Regions from separate parts of the Mus musculus genome. Here all the other regions are linked to region 3. A link is a contact called in ENCODE Hi-C or POLR2A ChIA-PET data. All regions are on one chromosome and are shown on one strand. The core of a region is the stretch at or near the end of the contact, and the rest is flanking DNA. Distances in the headings are between cores, read along the strand shown.

Region 1 (4,465 bases), core at 299-2,798, 180 kb after region 3:
ACAGCTCAGATGATCACCATCACGCCGCCTGATCAAGGTGAGGCCACCCCACTCCATGGCCCCTCAGTGTCTGGCTTGCACTCCTGCTTTTTTTGGGGGGGAACTGGAGTTAACAGGTGGTTGTGAGTAGCCACGTGGGCACTGGAACTGAACCCGGGTCCTCTACCAGAGCAGCCAGTGCTCTTAACCACTAAGCTCTCTCTCAGCCCCAAAACTAAAAGAATCAAACAAACCCTTTGGAGGGTGGTAGCAGCTTGGCGGGGAGGGAGGGAGTGTTCTGAGGGCCAGAGTCACTGCCCCCTCACAGGGCCCCCTTGTATCCTCTGGCATGTGTCAGGTGGGCGGGCTGTTTCTAGAGATGGTCTGAGCCCTCCTGTGGCCCACAGATGACAGCATGGAGTGTGTGGACAGTGAGCGGAGGCCGCACTTCCCCCAGTTCTCCTACTCAGCCAGTGGCACAGCCTGAGGCCTGGGGCAGCGGCTGGCAGCTCCACGCTCCTCTGCATTGCCGAGTCCAGAAGCCCCGCATGGATCATCTGAACCTGATGTTTTGTTTCTCGGATGCGCTGGGGAGGAACCTTGCCAGCCTCCAGGACCAGGGGAGGATGTTTCTACTGTGGGCAGCAGCCTACCTCCCAGCCAGGTCAGGAGGAAAACTATCCTGGGGTTTTTCTTAATTTATTTCATCCAGTTTGAGACCACACATGTGGCCTCAGTGCCCAGAACAATTAGATTCATGTAGAAAACTATTAAGGACTGACGCGACCATGTGCAATGTGGGCTCATGGGTCTGGGTGGGTCCCGTCACTGCCCCCATTGGCCTGTCCACCCTGGCCGCCACCTGTCTCTAGGGTCCAGGGCCAAAGTCCAGCAAGAAGGCACCAGAAGCACCCCCCTGTGGTATGCTAACTGGCCCTCTCCCTCTGGGCGGGGAGAGGTCACAGCTGCTTCAGCCCTAGGGCTGGATGGGATGGCCAGGGCTCAAGTGAGGTTGACAGAGGAACAAGAATCCAGTTTGTTGCTGTGTCCCATGCTGTTCAGAGACATTTAGGGGATTTTAATCTTGGTGACAGGAGAGCCCCTGCCCTCCCGCACCCGCTCCCGCGTGGTGGCTCTTAGCGGGTACCCTGGGAGCGCCTGCCTCACGTGAGCCCTTCTCCTAGCACTTGTCCTTTTAGATGCTTTCCCTCTCCCGCTGTCCGTCACCCTGGCCTGTCCCCTCCCGGCCAGACGCTGGCCATTGCTGCACCATGTCGTTTTTTACAACATTCAGCTTCAGCATTTTTACTATTATAATAAGAAACTGTCCCTCCAAATTCAATAAAAATTGCTTTTCAAGCTTGTGGTTTGCTTTCTGGTGTGGAGCGTCACAGCCTTGTTAGTGGGTGGGAGGTGAAGGGGTGTGGCTGGGGTCACATCAGGGTGGGTCCTGGGAACTGGTCCCTGAGGCTCCAGGGGATGTCGTCCTCATGGCAGGACACTCCTGACAGAAGTGGGAGGATCTTGACTGTCTCTGGAGTCTACTCTTGCAGTGACCCTCCCTGGCCATCTAAGACACCTGCCAGCCCCAGCTGTCGTGTGTCTGGCAGAGCAATAAGCCAGGCCCTGATACCAGGAAGGATAATGCGCTGGCGATACAGTTCAAAAAGGCTCAGGAGGCTTTGGTTGAGGTGACATAGCACATCTGTGACTGAACAGAACTGGGGACTGTTCTGGGTCTGGACAGAGGTGACAGGAACCAAGGTCACTCTAGAGTGTCTGCGATCCTGAGTCCAAGCCGCCACCAAGATATACTGAGTATGTTGCTGGTGACACCTGGTGACTACTGGTGGAACTGCAGCAAGCAACAGCAACTGCTCAGCAAAACATTTAGAGGCCTCCAGCCAGATGGCCTCCCCTAAGGCATGGACTACACATATACAGAGCCTAGTGGCTGGTGGCCTTGCTGGGATGGTGTCTGACTCCTGCAAAGTTAGGGTGGGTGATGATCTGGACCTCTGGAAAATAAGAATATCCACTTCTATAACAGCCAAAGATTTTCTCTAGATGACCACAAGCCCTCTGGAACCGTACACAGCATTGCCTACTTTGGGTTTGTTTGTTTGTTTGTTTAGAGACAGGGTTTCTCTGAATAGCCCTGGCTGTCCTGGAACTCACTTTGTAGACCAGGCTGGCCTCGAACTCAGAAATCTGCCTGCCTCTGCCTCCCAAGTGCTAGGATTAAAGGCGTGCGCCACCACTGCCCAGCACTTACTGACTTTGAAGTAAGATTTATAGACAACACCGGCTGGGTAAACACCTTTAGTCCTAGCACTTGAGTTCAAGGCCAGCAAGGTCAATGTAGCAAGATCCAGTCAGGAGGGAAGAGAGGGAGGGAAGGAGGAAGGAAGGAAATAAGGACTGTAGTGCTTTCTGTGGCCCTCAGACTTAGCACTAAATCTTACCTAAAGTGGCTGAAACGTAGAAACAAACACAGCTAAAGCCAGGGCTGGGCCGGCTACAGGCTGCTCTTTCCACAAGACCCCTCAGGTATGTGTCTCTAGTACAGAGGAGGGAGCCCTGAAGTTGTGCCCTCAACACAGAGGTGGGCAAAGCTCTCTTCCTGAGCCCACTGTTACTCATGAAAGCTGCCCAACATGATCATTGTAGGTGAGAGCGGACATCTAGGGAATGCTCTTGGGAAGTGGTACCCTCTCCCCGAAGACAGGCCTGGCCTAGCCTGAACCACCAGAGCAGATAGGGGATAGACCCTGTGGCCATGGTAGGGTCTGGTAAGCTTAAATGAGGTAAGTAATTCATAAGGCAGGAAGTAGAATGGTGCTTGCTAGGGTGGAGATCGGTGGGAATGAGGTGTGTAGCCACTTGATGACTATAGTTTCCATTTAGGGAAATGACCTACACTAAGGCCAAGAAAGGAGGGAGCAAAGTTTACTATTTGTCTTATGGGAACCGAGTTGAAACAAGACCTTTTGAGTTCTGTTCTAGGATATAGTTAAGTGTTTGTAGTATAGCACTAGAGAGATGTGAGCAAACACCTATTCACCCCAGCTAAGGAACCAATGACAGCAGAGTACAGATACCACCAAAGCCCGACCTGGAGGACCAGTGAGTTTGACAGTGGCATATGAGAATATAGGTTGTTTACAGGAACAGAGATGACTCAGAAGACAGCTGCATTGCCAAGGCATGGGTGACAGCTCACAAAAGCATACCCCAAAACAAACTACAGGCAGCTGAACAGGCTAGAAAGTGATCTGAGCCTCGAGGCAGCTCAGCTGATCTGAGAACGTTTGGGAGGGGAAGCCCTAGTGAATGTGGTCAGTTTCAGGGACTTCCTAAAGCCCTCAAGTTTGCTTGCTGAGCTTAAGGAGCTTCCCTGCAGGAGTGTTCTACCATGCCCCACCCTCACCATCCTGTGTCTTAAAGAGCTCTCCAAGATGGAAAACTGCTACGCAACAGTAATGGTGACAATGGCTTTGTCAGGCATGGCTTTCACCACAAAGGAGAGGCCAGGCAGTCTGCATTAGGAGAGGGAGGCCTACCTACGGAGCATGAAGATGGTGGTGAGGATCCTGCCCATATCCCTTCTTTTTTGTTTGTTTTGTTTTGTTTTTTTCGAGACAGGGTTTCTCTGTGTAGCCCTGGCTGTCCTGGAACTCACTTTGTAGACCAGGCTGGCCTCGAACTCAGAAATCTGCCTGCCTCTGCCTCCCAAGTGTACCAAAGTGTATTAAAGGCGTGTACCACCACCGCCCGGCTTCCATATCCCTTCTTTATTGGGAATGGGGACTGCTTCTTGTTCCCTCCCTTGCTCTCAACAACGTGATTAATTAACACCATCAAGGATGCTTTGATCCACTGGCAATCTGCTGTGCAAACTTTGGCTATCCTAGCTCTCATCCCCCAGTCTTCTCGATCCTTTTCACAAGCTCTCTCAATCTCCTCCCACACCACAGGTGGATGCTCAGCAGGCAGGGTTCTCAGCAGAACCTGGGTTCATCTCATCCCCTCTGGGGTTATCATCTGACGCTGGGTGCTGTCCAATATCTAAGTACTTTGTTCTTTTTTTAAAGTTGGCTAGGGACCGGGGCATCTGTTGGCAAAATGCTTGCCATGTAAGCATGCCCCAAGTTTGGCCCCCACAATTGTATTTACAAAGCACAGCGGTGGCATTGGTTTACACTCCTAATGCTAGGGAGGCCGACGCGGGGCGGGGGGCCTGAGGCTTGCTGTCCACAGTTTAACTTAATCCGTGAGCTCCAGGCCAAATGGGGCCTAGCCTCAAAAGCCAAACCACCCACAAACCAAATAAAACCCAAACAACACCAAGTAGATTGCTGGCTCCACACATGCAAACTCAGGCATGCACCCCACACTGACATGCACACTCAAATACACTCCCCGCTACCTCATGGCTGGATGCTGGGCAGATTACTACAAGTCTGTGACATGTAAGATGTCATTT
Region 2 (4,212 bases), core at 161-2,660, 170 kb before region 3:
TGTCCTGGACCTTTTGAGGCATTCAATGACATGTTGATTTGGGATCCCTTGGGGTGACTCGAGAGCACAGGAACTGTGCAGCACTCCAAATCCTTCAATTCCTTCATTTGCCATTTGACTTTAATATGTATTGTGCACATGATGGTGAGAGGGTACATGTGTGGAGGTCAAAAGAGAATTTTGTGGAGTAAATTCTCTCAGTCCGCCTTTACCAGAGTTCTTGGGATTGAACTCAAGCAAGGCAGACAGATTTGCTTGGCATTTACTTGACGAGCAATCTCACCAACCCTTCCTTTGCTATGTTTTGAGGAGATCCCTCCCAAGTTCTGTTTGTTTGTTTGTGACAGGGTTACTCTATGTATAAAACAGAGTCCTGGCTGGCCTCTAATTCACAGAGATTCACCTGCCCCTACCTCTGGAGTGCTGGGACTAAAGGTGTGCACCAACACAATCGGCTTTTTCCAAGTTGTTGTTCTTGTTCTTCTTCTAAATTGTGTTGATAACGCTGGTTTTGCAAGCTGATCAGAAGTCTGCATATTTACAATGCTTCCCTCTTAGTTTGAGCTCCTGTGGCATCCTGCAGTCTAATTTTGGAGTTTCTTACCTGTAGTAGTGCACAAGATTTGCTAAACTTCCCAAGGACTGACAGGTATGGCTGAGATTGTGAGCAGCGCCTGCGGATGCAGAGGGTTCTGTGTATGCTCTACTTTACCCAGAGCTCACTACCCTACTACCCAGACCCGTTACTGCCAGGAAATAGGAAGTCCTGCTGAGAACTCAGCGTTGAGGTGACCAACTGTGGTCCCAGAGACTGTTCACCCTGGGACTGAGGGATGGGGGATGAGGTGTCTGCAGCAGAGTCTGGGAGAACATTCCAGGTCCCTCTTAAACGCTGCCCCGCCGGCAGTCCTTGATCCTGCCCTCTAGGGCTTGCTGACTCCCCAAGTTACTCCCACTACATCCAGCCCAGGACGCTCCCAAAGCCTATTGTGCCAATCAGTGCAGGCTCCACGGGCCGGGCCTTGGCCGCACACAAGTTACCGCCCACAAACCCATCCCACTACTTTGTTTCCAGATTTCCTCTCTCAGACAATCGGCTCTCCTTCGGCTCCGCATACCGAAAGCTTCGTGGCCTCGGCGCCATCTACAGGCTCCTCCCATACTCGTCCCAGCTCCACCCACCGGCCTACTCCGGGCCCCGTCACTTTAAGCCTCGCCCCTGTCCCAGGCTCCTCCCTCAGCCCGCATTTCCTCCTAGGCTCCTCCCACGGCCCGAGTCGGGTCCCGGGCTGCGCTCCTCGCCCCGCCCCGCCCCGCCCCGCCCTTCTCGCCCGCCCTCCAGTCCCGCCCCGTTGTTGGCTTTTGGCCCGCGAGGCCTCCGGGTTCCAGGTTTGGAGCTTTGCTTCCGGCCGCCCGGAAGGTCGGCGGTTCGGTCCCAGCGTCCCAACGATTCTTGAGTTCCTTTATCGGTCCCGCGGGCGCGGCCGTTGCAGGCAGCGCGGCCCGCACGCGCTGGGCGAATCTGCCGCGACGAATCGGCAGGCGTGGCGCCGGCGGCCTCGCGAGAGTGCGGCGCAGACGGAGGCGGCGCGACGGGCCTTGCGGGCTGAGGGCCGCGGGCGGAGAGCGGACTGCTGAGCGGCTGGGGGGCCGGTGGGGCCCCGCGGCTCCACCATGACGGGCCGCGTCTGCCGCGGCTGCGGCGGCACGGACATCGAGTTGGATGCGGCGCGCGGCGATGCGGTGTGCACGGGCTGCGGCTCGGTGCTCGAGGACAACATCATCGTGTCCGAGGTGCAGTTCGTGGAGAACAGCGGCGGCGGCTCGTCGGCGGTCGGCCAGTTCGTGTCGCTGGACGGTGAGTTCTGCAGCTCGGGCGAGGGGGCCGGGCAGGGCTGCGTGTGCGAGGTCCGAGGGAGGAGTCGAGGCTGGCGGGGAAACTGAAGTAGGTCGTCCTGTGACAGACCGTGGGCAGTCGGACAGGGAAACTGAGGCAGGGCCGGGCCGGGAATCTGCAGCCAGGTCCCCTCCGAGTCCCGTACGCCGATGTAAACTCCGCGATCTGCCCGGTCCAAGCGTCGCGGTCCGGTCCAACGGAGGTCGTCGGGCTGGGTCCCGAAATCTGACAGGCACGGCTTTCAGGCTCGCAGGTTCCGTTTATCCGGTTGGCCACTCTAACAGGTGTCATTGCCCTAAGGGCTATGAAGAAGATGTGCCCAGCCTCAATTCTCTGCCCAGTCGCCTGAGTCCTTATCTTTTTAAAATAAGGGTTTGTTTCCTAACCGTTGAATGTCGAGTCTCTAGGTGAGTTATACTTCCAAGTCTTTCTTTGTATATCTGATTCTTGAGGCAAATGTTACTATTTTGACCAAAGGTTTTACATTTTGAAGCATTCCAATTTGTCGCCTTTTCTTTCTTGAGAGTTTCCTTTGTCACGAATCTAAGATGTCTTTGAGTCACCGCGTTTGTCTTCTAAAAGTTATTGTTTACACTTTTACGCAGTTTTGTTTTTATTTTCTGTAGACTGGGGATCTAGCCCAGGGACTCTGGCACACTAAACAGTTCCCAAATCCCTATGTCAGTGGAAGCCTAGTCCACATTTTTTGAGTTAAGCCTTGTGGAAAGTGGGATGTGCGGGCTGAGGCTCCTTTCTTGTCTGCGGAGGTACCATTTTCCACACATAGTTTGCTGAAAGGATTCCTTTTTTTTTTTTTACATGGAGTTACCATTGTTCCTTCCGCAGAGGTCATTGTCTGCCCCCCTGTGTGAGTCTGCTCCGGGTTCTGTAGTGCATTCAGCCTGACCTTTTGTTTACATTTAATGTTTTGCGATCAGAATTGTGAGCCATCCAGCTTTTGCCTTCCTCTATGGACTAGTGTATTTGTAATCTCTTTCCCTTGGACTGTATGTAACTGTATTTGCATATTTATATGTATTGTGTGTATGGAGCTGGAGCCCAGGTCTTGCTCATACTAAGCAAGTGCAGTGCCACTGAGCTCTCTATGTTCCTAGCTTTTTATGGTTTACTTTGAGTTAGGGTTTTGACAAGTTGTCCAGGCTGGCTTTGAACTTAATCAGTAACCCAGGCAAGCATTGAGCTTGCAGTCCTCCTGACTCAGCCTCTTAAGTAGTTGCAGTTATGAACCTGTACTACCAGACCCAACTTTTTGGGTTTTTTTTTGAGACAAGATGTTCCTGTGTAGACTGGTTGGCCTTGAACTTTTAGCAGCCTCCCCTGCCTCAGTTTCCTAAGTACTGGGATTACAAGCATGCACACCATGCCCTGTGCGGCTGAGGCTGTGTGTGTGGTGTGTGTGTGTGTGTGTGCACAGGCATACATGTATGTGTGGGCACATGAGTAAGGAGGCCCAAAGTTGGCATCAGGAACCCTCCTTGATAGTTCTCCACTTTACTGAGTCAGGGTCTCTTGCTGAACTTGGGGCTCCTGATTCCGGCTACTCTAGCTAACCAGGTTGGCCAAGGGATTACCACTCTCAGCCTCCCAACTGCTGGGGTTATAAGTGGCTAACACTCCTGACCTGCTTTTATGTGCATCCTGGGGATCTGCACAGCAAGCATTTACTCCACTGACCGACAGGACTGTCTCCCCAGCCCGTGCAGCAGATTGTTGAATCTGCTGTGAGTTCCAAAAGCAAGCTCACCTGAGGCATTGTCCTGGGGTATTGGCCTGTAGTTTAACATCTATCAGCCTTAGATGTCAAGGTAATGAATGTACTCCTGAAACAAGTGAGCTGTGTCCCTGCCTCCCCACCCCCCCTTACTTTCTGGAAGGGACTATATACAAACAATGCCCTCTGCGCTCTTTCTCTTTCCTAGTTTCACTATGTAACTTAAGCTGGCCTCGAACTCATGATGCTCCAGCTTCAGTCTCTACACAGCCGAGATTGTAGGCGTGTGCCTACCACTTCTTGCATCTGTTCTTACTTAAATATTAAGGTTTCTCTGTGTAGCTCTGGCTGTCCTGGAACTCAGAAATCCACCTGCCTCTGCCTCCCGAGTGCTGGGACTAAAGGCGTGCGCCACCACAGCCCGGCTTTTTTAACTTTTTTTTTTTTTCCAATATTAAGGTTTCTTTTTCAGCTTCTGTCATAGTAGTAGCTGTAGTTACATTTCAGATAGTCTCTGGCTTGTTCTTGGAATGGGTCATCTAGTTGTGGAATTCATGGAGTTAAGCAAGTAGTGTGCAACTGA
Region 3 (3,954 bases), core at 1,397-3,896:
CCCTACCAAATGCAGACTCCTCTCTTGCCCTGATGTCATTTAGGTGTCAGGTCAACTAAGGTTTCTGTGACGGCTACTCCTGGTTGTCACCTTGATTACATCTGGAATGAACTACAATCCAGAAACGGAGGACACACCTGTGATCCAGATCTTGAGGCTGAAGACACAGACTTCTGACCTGGATCTTGACATGGCATGCATCTTAGTTAGGGATTTACTGCTGTGAACAGACACTATGACCAAGGCAACTCTTATAAGGACATTTAATTGGGGCTGGCTTACAAGTTCAGAGGTTCAATCCATTATCATTAAGGTGGGAGCATGGCAGCATCCAGGCAGGCATGGCGCAGGAGGAGCTGAGAGTTCTGAAGGCCGCTAGTGGAAAACTGACTTCCAGGCAGCTCAGATGAGGGTCTTATAGCCCAAACCCACAGTGACACACCCACTCCAACAGGGCCACATCTTCTGATAGTGCCACTCCCTGGGCCAAGCATATACAAACCATCACAGCATGACACTCTCTTTGGATTCAGATCTGGAGGCATAGTGGTCACAAGTAGCTTAGGCCCATGCAAGGTAGTACACACTTTTAATCCCAGGAGATGAAGGCAAGCACATCTCTGAGTTCAAGGACAGTCCGGGACAGAGCAAATTCCAAATCCAGGCATGGTGGTACACACCTCTGGGCCACGTCGGCTGGAGGACGATGTAAGGAAGTTGGAAGGAGGAAGGCTCACTCTCCCTCACCTGCTTGCACTTACTTGCCAGCACATCTGTTAGAATCTGCATATTCAGGATTCCAGCTTACACAGAAAACCAGATGAAACAACTACCCTCATGGACTTCCCATTCACAGATGCCCATTGTTGGGTTAGCTGGACTGCAAACAGTAAGTCATTACAATAAATTCCCTCAATGTAGAGAGGCAACCCATAAGTTCTGTGATTCTAGAGAACCTGACTAGTACAGTTTCCTTTGGATTCTTAGCCTTACTAATAAAATAATTTAAAACTGTTTCAGAAAGAAGGTCATAAACAATTTTATTAAACTTAGAGGGGAAAAAAAAAAGACAGGATAAACAAGCTGAAAAACCTGTGGCCTCCAAGAGGAGATGAGAAAACTGTCTTTTAAGTCGGGCAAGGAGGTAAAAAAAAAAAAAAAAAAAAAAAAAACCAGAAAGCACAGAACCTCAGGAAAACTGTGTCTCAGGGAAACTGTGCCTTAGGCTTTTAGCCAGTACCCAAAAAGGAGATGAAAGAAATGAAAATGGAGCTGAGGGGGTTCAGCAGGAGTTTAGCACCAAGCCTCGAACCTAAGATCCCTAGGACCCACATGTAAAAATAGCGTAGTCAGGAACCCCACTACACCCAAGGCTGCACCTGGCAACCAGAACCCAGTGACATCGCTCACTCAAGATAGTCAGACACAGTCCTAGTACCCCATATCTACTGGACAGTATGTAAGCAGAGACCAAGAACAATGCTCTGTCCTGCACATCTGGAGAGAAGCCACCCTGATTTGCCCTGCAGCTGGAGAGTCTCCCTAGGATCCTGAACCTTCCAGGATCAGAGACTTATGTTAGAGCCTGGACCTGACCTTCAGCTAAGATACCTAGACAGGTGAGCAGTGTTGGGGAGACAGGCTTAGGACCACATAGGAATTGAGAGTGTGAATGACCCTCAGCATAATGAAACATAACTTTTGTTACACTACTTGTTATACTAACTACACGTTAGCTTACTCAAGACACTCAGGGATTAAGAATACTTGCTGTTCTGACAAAGGACCTGATAAGGTTGTTAGCACCCACACTGAAGCCCACAATCACTTGTAGGCTCGAACATGAAATACAGTCATACATGCAGACAAAACAATGACACACACAGATAAGTAAATCCAAAAATAATAGTAATTCAAAAGAAAAACCATGCTAGTATCCAGGTCAAAGTTTGATGGCATGCCTTTCCATCAAATAAAGGGCAAGTATGCCCAGGAATGGGAATGCATTAGTGAGCTTAGGTGAACCACGAAGCCACAAAGACACGATGTGATGTGTATGCCGTATACTTTCTCTTATGGCACCGGTTTTTCTCTCGAACGCTCATTCATTAGAAGTCCCGGTCGGAAGGAGTTTCCAGTCTTTTCCAGCAAACGAGCTTGCTCCCTGTGCTAATGTGGCATCCCCACTGAACATTCTGCATCCACTCACCTTCCCACCTCACTCCATCCCCCAACCAACGCCGTCCGGACTTGGTGTCCTCGTTAAGATCTTGTGCACTACCAGGACCTTATATTTTAATTTTTCTCAGTTGGAACTCGAACCAGGACCTGTTCAGGGATGCCACCACCGAGCCTCGTTCAACCCTTCTATGTCTCAGAGAAGGTGTAGACATCGGCCATGCCCAGGGCTGGCATTAACCGCCCCGCTGTGAGTCAGGAGGGCCAGGATAACGAAGGAGACTCGGGCACCGGCGCGAGGGGGCGCGGCAAGCACCCTGGGGGCGGGGCCAGGCGCAAGGAGACCTGGGAACTGGGGCGGTGGCCAGGCGCGCGGAACCCTGGGAGCGGAGCGCGCGGAACCCTGGGAACGGGTCGAGCCGTCGACAAACAAGGGATCGGGGGCGGGGCGGGGCGCGGGGAGACTTGGGAACGGGGGCGGGGCGGCCCAGCGCGCGAGCCTAACGGCTGAGGCCGAAGCGCGGGAGACGCGGCCGGCGAGGCTCCGCCTTGCGTGGGTTTGAACAAAGCTCCACCCCGCACGCCACCAATCGGCGCTCGTGCGGCGGCGCCATGGCGACCCTTTGTGGGCGCTGACCGATCCGGGTGCCCGAAGGAGTGGCGGGGTCTGCCTTGCGGCGCCGGTAAGTGTGTAGCTGGTTTGCGCCTTCGAGCTTCTGCGGCATGGGCGGCGTCGGCGCAGAGCACCCCCGGGGCGGTCGGGCGGCCTCAGGGTCCTCGGGCTTCCTGCGCCGGCCGCCCTTCGGCGCTCACGACGCCGCGGCGTGTTGAGTGACACATACCGAGAGCCGGAGCGGCGGGTCTGAGCTGGCCGTCCCGCCCTCCGCCCACGCTCCCCTGCTTCCGCTCTCTCTTCCTCCCGTGGCCTTGCCTTTCTCCGCGGTCCCCTCTTCTTTGGTTCACCCCGCGTCGGTCTTCCACCTCACCTTTCGAGCTGGCCGCCGCTTGCTGTGCGCAGTTTCGGGGGACTGGACCTTCCCTGGCTTTTAGCAGCGCCGAGCCCCAACCGTCTGTCTGCTGGCCAGGGACCGATTCCCGATTCCGGGAGGGCTGGGTGGGCTCCGTGCAGCCGCCCGCCTGGTGAGTGTTGGCCTTGCGCTCTTTTCTTTGTTTCTTGGATTTTCATTCCCTTGAGAAGTGTCTTGTGTTGCCTGCCCTTCCCCTACTGCAGTAGACCCCACTTCCTTCCAAACTCATCATTTATGGCCTAGTAGGTACTGCCTGGCATCGGTGGAACTTGGCCGGAACCCGGGCTCTGTCTTTGCTAGCCTGTCCTGAGGCCAATTGTAACTAGAAAAAGCCTCCAGAAACCTTTTCTAAAGTTTTTCTCCCCTAGGTAGGGTCACCAGGGAAGGGACTTCTTCCAGCACTTGAAACAGACGTACAGCACCCGCGTATTTCCTCCTGGTGGCCTTTGTATCTGACATACGAGATGGCAGAGCTGAGCTGGACACTGATCTAAACGATTCTGGGAAACGTTTTCTGCAAGCATAGTCGTTTGTCTCATCAACCTAATGCATTCAGAAATCTCCCCATTTTAGAGGTGCTAGTCTTAAAAGGAAGGCAGGCAGGCAGGCATAAGAAAGCCCCACATCCTTCCAAGGGTCACTGATACAAAGTCTGAAGCAGACGTAGTGGGACAATAAACTCCATCAAAGGACCATCAAGTTCACTGGCCCCAGGATTTTTCCAACTAGTCCCTCGCCCCAGTTGCTC

What was found. Hi-C counts contacts between places; a loop is a spot of excess contacts on that map. ChIA-PET counts read pairs that join two places held with the same protein, here RNA polymerase II (POLR2A).
Region 1: a map of gastrocnemius shows a loop between it and region 3 (2.0-fold over the local background). The contact joins the enhancer-like site here to the promoter of Cdca4 in region 3. A Hi-C loop is called at or near these places in 1 of 37 maps with a recorded cell type or tissue (gastrocnemius). POLR2A ChIA-PET finds 5 or more read pairs at or near these places in 1 of 5 experiments (embryonic stem cell).
Region 2: POLR2A ChIA-PET joins it to region 3 with 12 read pairs in embryonic stem cell. The contact joins the promoter of Brf1 here to the promoter of Cdca4 in region 3. POLR2A ChIA-PET finds 5 or more read pairs at or near these places in 2 of 5 experiments (Patski and embryonic stem cell).

What each region holds. Positions count from the first base shown.
Region 1 is chr12:112,650,699-112,655,163 of GRCm38, reverse strand. It overlaps Akt1 (thymoma viral proto-oncogene 1), which reads left to right. Exons shown (of 14, transcript NM_009652.3): 13 at 1-37; 14 at 387-1,343. The coding sequence ends at 466. Among named protein-coding and RNA genes, the nearest start is that of Mir6939, 6.4 kb to the left of the region's middle. Within about 2 kb of position 1,548, at least 1 of the 3 ENCODE cell types and tissues checked has a DNase peak (open chromatin) inside an H3K27ac peak, as active enhancers do.
Region 2 is chr12:112,997,819-113,002,030 of GRCm38, reverse strand. It overlaps Brf1 (BRF1, RNA polymerase III transcription initiation factor 90 kDa subunit), which reads left to right and starts at 1,410. Exons shown (of 18, transcript NM_028193.3): 1 at 1,410-1,858. The coding sequence starts at 1,675. 9230104M06Rik (a long non-coding RNA gene) reads right to left here and starts at 1,307. Exons shown (of 3, transcript XR_001780729.2): 1 at 1,119-1,307; 2 at 605-674.
Region 3 is chr12:112,828,213-112,832,166 of GRCm38, reverse strand. It overlaps Cdca4 (cell division cycle associated 4), which reads left to right and starts at 2,646. Exons shown (of 2, transcript NM_001359234.1): 1 at 2,646-2,861. It overlaps Gm52009, which reads right to left and starts at 3,466. Exons shown (of 2, transcript XM_030247054.1): 1 at 3,457-3,466; 2 at 1,891-3,159. The coding sequence starts at 3,466. The coding sequence ends at 2,375.